Regions from separate parts of the Homo sapiens genome. Here region 1 is linked to region 2. Evidence: chromatin loops called from intact Hi-C (ENCODE). Cell type or tissue: heart right ventricle. All regions are shown on one strand.

Region 1 (2,500 bases), 59 kb before region 2:
CTAGGAGTTTGAGACCAGCCTGGGCAATATGACAAAAGCCTGTCTCTACAAAAATACAAAAAAAAAATTAGCATGGTGGCATGTGCCTGTAGTCCCACCTGTTCAGAAGGCTGAAGTGGGAGAATCACCTGAGCCCAGTAAGTCAAGGCTGCAGTGAACCATGATTGTGCCACTGCACTTCAGCCTGGGCAAAGGGAGACACCCTGTCTTTAAAAAAAAAAAAAAAATTGCGGGGGGAAATGAGAAAACATATATGTATACATTTATTTTCGCAAAAGGAGAGAGAGAAAAGATAGTCTAGAAACTAATGAAGTAGGTTACTGGTATATTTGTCCCCACACAAATCTCATGTTCAATTATAATCCTCAATGTTGGAGGTAAGGCCCAGTGGGAGGTGACTGGATCTTGGTGCTGTCCTTGAGATAGTGAGTGAGTTACTGTAAGATCTGGTCATTTAAAAGTGTGTGGCACCTCCCCACAACACTGTCTCTCTTGTCCTTGTTTTCACCATGTGATGTGCCTGTTCCCAGTTCACCTTCTGCCACAACTGTAAGCTTCCTGAGACCTTCCTAGGGGGAAATGCCGGCGCTATGCTTCCTGCACAGCCTGCAGAATCATGAGCCAATTAAACCTCTTTCCTTATAAATTACCCAGACTCGGGTATTTCTTTATAGTAATGCAAGAACCGCCTGATATAGTTACCAATGAGAGGTAGGGAGAAAGAAAAGGGGAAGAAGAGACACTCTTTTGAATATATGTCTCAAAATAAGTTTGTCTTTTGGAAGCATGTTAATGTTCTACATGTTCAAAACATAAACAAAAGTGGAAAAAATTAAATGATAGGCATTATCACTACTCTAGTTCATTTTATCATGTTTTAGTTTTCACATAACCTTTAAAAATGCAGTATATTATCTCATTTTTCAGAGGCAGCCAGGGATCACAGAGAAGCAAAATAATTAATGTTCACAAAAGAAATCAGCAAGAGAGTCCAGGACATTCTCCCTCAATTTTTAATTAAGGACTAAATTCTCCAGATAGCCAGAGTTTAACTATGAATTCAACCTAAGAAAAAAGAGGAAAAGGAAAGAAGAGAGGAGAAGGAGAGGAGAGGGAAGAAGAAAAAAGAAAATAGGTTTGAGGCCCTCAATCCCTACACAAAAGTTTGAGGTACTTTTGTGACAGAAAGACCAACCTCAAGGAGAGGACCATGTGCCTCCACACCCCCAGATCACATCAACAACGGCAGTTCCAAGTATGAGATATTGTGAAACTGGTCAGAGATGAGATCATGGAGATGAGATCAGTGCTTATGGAAATTACCCCTCAGGTGGCTGACCTCCAACATTCCCCATTAATATCAACAACTAGCACCATTCTTCCACTAGAGGCAGCCAGCCCAGAGAAGAGGCCACAGACAATCACCAGTTTTGCAGTGAATTTCTTGAGCAGGCTTAGATAACACCGAGAATCCAAACCACCAGCTCTGCTCCCATGGAAAAGTAAGGGAGAAATTCACAACCTGGAGAGAACTTGTATGTCTCCTTGTGGGAGTGTCCTGTGAGGTTTCCTTCCTCATCTTAAACCAGCATGCATCATTGTGGATCCCTCGACTGTCCTCCAAATCGTCCCAGTGTATCAGGCCTAATTTCCATCCCATAAACAAAACAGGTCCAGGCACAGTGGCTCATGCCTATAATCCCAGCACTTTGGGAGGCCAAGGCGGGTGGATTACCTGAGGACAGGAGTTTGAAACCAGCCTGGCTAATACGGCAAAGTCCCGTCTCTACTAAAAATACAAAAATTAGCCAGGTGTGGTGGCACACACCTGTAGTCCCAGCTACTCGGGAGGCTGAAGCAGGAGAATCGCTTGAACCTGGGAGGCGGAGGTTGCAGTGAGCCAAGATCGTACCACTGTACTCCAGACTGGATGACAGAGCAAGACTCCATCACAAAAAAAAGAAAAAAAAAAAAACAGGACACTGATGACTCGTCTATAATGTTTGTTGTTAATACAACAACTCAGCCTTCCAGTGCAGTCATCTAAGTTGGAGACTCTGCATCACAACAGACGAGAAAAGCAAAAACATAGCTCTCTCCAAAAGTTTATGAAGAAATAAGAGTATCACCTTTAAGTTAATCATTTTAGGAATGGCTCTTGAGTTTGAAAAGTAATCATATGCTCAGAACTTTCATAGACTTCTGAAAATTGAAATGCAGAAGAAGTCCAGAGGCTCTTAAGATAAAAACCCATGAGCCCTTCATAAAGGGCCAGATAAGACACATCCTGTTCTGGGTTATGAATTTTCTTTGGGATAACCATGAATGTAAAATTTCAAAATTTATTATAATAAAGATAAAAATACTGCTCACAAACAATGAAAAAGTAACATTCTAAACATAGTTTGACTTGATTTACCTCGTGTCAAAATTACATGTAAATAAAGGAAGTAAAGTCGGCTATTTGTGACTATTTCAAGAATTTTCTCTGGTAATAAGC
Region 2 (2,500 bases):
GGCCAACATGATGAAACCGTCTCTACTAAAAATACAAAAATTAGCTGGGCATGGTGGTGCATGCCTGTAATCCCAGCTACTCAGGAGGCTGAGGCAGGAGAATCGCTTGAACCTGGGATGTGGAGGTTTCAGTGAGCCGAGATCACACCACGGCCTGGGCAAAAGAGCGAGACTCTGTCTCGAAAAAAAAAAAAAAGAAAGAAAGAAAAGAAAACTAGAAATCATACTAGACCAAAATAATTACTCACCATTACTATCATAAAAAACCTTGAAGGTGAAAAGCAATACAATACTTGAAGGGCAAACAATTTAGATTAATCCAGAAAGGTTAACACGGTATCATAAAGGACTTATTCACTCTTACTCTACAAACAAACATGTTATTAATACAAGTGGAGAAATGCCAAGGAGCCGTCAAGTATGTTTTACTTAAAGGATCCTTTTCCTGACCTAGGACAAAGGGTAACTGAAGAATACCACTTTCTGATTACCTGTATAGTCATTACAAATCAAAGCTCTGATAACTCCGGTAATTCTTAAAGAGATTGTCCATCAGTGGGAATACTCATATCATTCCATATTTTTTCTACAGACAAAATGGAATTTCAAAACTCTCCCAAAGGCTGTGTATGATGGCTCACACATGTAATCCCAGCACTTTGTGAGGCCAAGGCAGAAGGATTGCTTGAGTCCAGGAGCTCAAGATCAGCCTGGGCAACATAACAAGACCCTGTCTCTATGAAAAGGAAAAAAAAATTTTTTAACTAGGCAGGCGTAGTGGCACATACCTGTAGTCCCTGCTACTCAGGAGGCTGAGGCAGGAGGATCACTTGAGCCCAGGAGTTCGAGGCTGCAGTGAACTATGATTGTGCCACTTCACTCTAGCCTGAGTGACAGACGACAACCCTGTCTCTTACAAATTAAAAAATTTAAAAAATACTTCCTTTTTTTTTAGCCAGAGTATCACTCTGTCGCCCAGGCTGGAGAGCGGTGGCATGATCTTGGCTCACTGCAAGCTCCGCCTCCCAGGTTCACGCCATTCTCCTGCCTCAGCCTCCCGAGTAGCTGGGACTACAGGCGCCCGCCACCACACCCAGCTAATTTTTCGTATTTTTAGTAGAGACGGGGTTTCACTGTATTAGCCAAGATGGTCTCGGTCTCCTGACCTCGTGATCCGCCCGCCTCGGCTTCCCAAAGTGCTGGGATTACAGGTGTGAGCCACCACGCCCAGCCAATACTTTCTTGAAAATAAATATTTTCCTTCCCTGAGTTTTATATTGAGAATGGTGACTGCCACCGAAAAGTAAAAATATAGTCTCTAATGGTGGGCTATTTAAATAATAAATACATTTCCTCTATGTTATTATTCACTACTAAAAGAAAAGGGGTTTAATAACAAGAAATATACAGTCCTTTAATGCTGCGCAGTAGTCAAAGAAAAACAAAAGCCAGAGACCAAGGCCACAGTTGCTTCTCATAACATTTCCTTGGTTATACTGACCCCTGGTGGTTCTAAAAGGGCTCTTTTTTTTAAGGGGCTTATTTTTTCTTAGCTGAATGCCTCAAATTAACATACCTCAAATGACAAGTACCTGATCAGTATACTTGTCTTCAAAAAGATAAAGATGCTTTATAGAATATACAAAAGGGAAAATTGCATTTGGTTCAAGACAAATTATTGCTATATAGTTTTCACACATTCGTTTTAAGAAAATACTGCTTTCTACTTACATGCAAAAGCACTGAACTTGGTCCCAGGAATAGAGAGGTGAGCAAGACCAGAAGGTCACCAGCTTTACAAAGGCTACTGTCTATCATGGACCACTAATTAAAAGTGAGATGAATGAATTAAGGGAAGCACACAGTACTATGGGAATGTCTGGAACAGCCAGGCCACTTTAGAGAATGGCTGCAGGTTAAAAGCAAGTAGCGAGAATAAGGAAGAAAAAACATTCTCAGCAGAGGGAACAGCATGATGAAAGGCTCTAGAATGAGACAGATCGGTGAGTTTAAGAAACTTAAGGGACATAAGATGTCTAAAGCATAGAGTTCAAGAGGAAGGGCGGCACTTTACAAGACTGAAAAGTTGGGCAAGGGCCAGATCCTGCAAATGCTTTTCATTTTTTAAGCACCTAAATTTCCTTAAGAGCATTTGTTTTCTATAAAAGCAATATGACAAGCCAAGTCCACAAACCACAACATGATAAATCCTATAAATCTTTCAAAGTATAATCTCACATCTTCTGCAAAGTCTCCCTCTGCTATTCTATCCCCCTCTCTTCTGGTACTTATTCTGTCCACCATTCAATGAACAAATTAATCCCTCAGCGCCTGTTATCCAGCTAAAACTGCTCTTGCTGGTCATTGTGCATAGGTGGCATCTGAATGGACCAAAAATGGACACCTTGACCCAGGGCGGCCCACCCACAGGCTGCCAGCCACCTGTGCAGAGGCTTGCTTTAAAGATTCTGGGCATGATGGTTATTTAGCTAAGCTAATG

The links. Hi-C counts contacts between places; a loop is a spot of excess contacts. Peaks named below come from ENCODE experiments on the same cell type or tissue, not always from the same donor. Only the 100,000 strongest peaks of a DNase experiment are listed, where the experiment ranks them.
Region 1: it touches region 2 in a loop (2.1-fold over the local background); 7 of 110 quality-filtered maps call a loop at or near these places.

The regions. Positions count from the first base shown.
Region 1 is chr6:73,797,586-73,800,085 of GRCh38, reverse strand. All of the region lies in intron 23 of CD109 (CD109 molecule), which reads right to left. Among named protein-coding and RNA genes, the nearest start is that of CD109, 100 kb to the right of the region's middle. In heart right ventricle, a CTCF peak has its summit at 1,402 (motif pointing right); a DNase peak (open chromatin) is centred at 1,379; H3K27ac peaks cover 372 bases.
Region 2 is chr6:73,738,300-73,740,799 of GRCh38, reverse strand. The region is part of intron 5 of CD109 (CD109 molecule); the gene reads right to left. Among named protein-coding and RNA genes, the nearest start is that of CD109, 43 kb to the right of the region's middle. In heart right ventricle, a CTCF peak has its summit at 1,507 (motif pointing left); no DNase peak of the experiment used is centred here.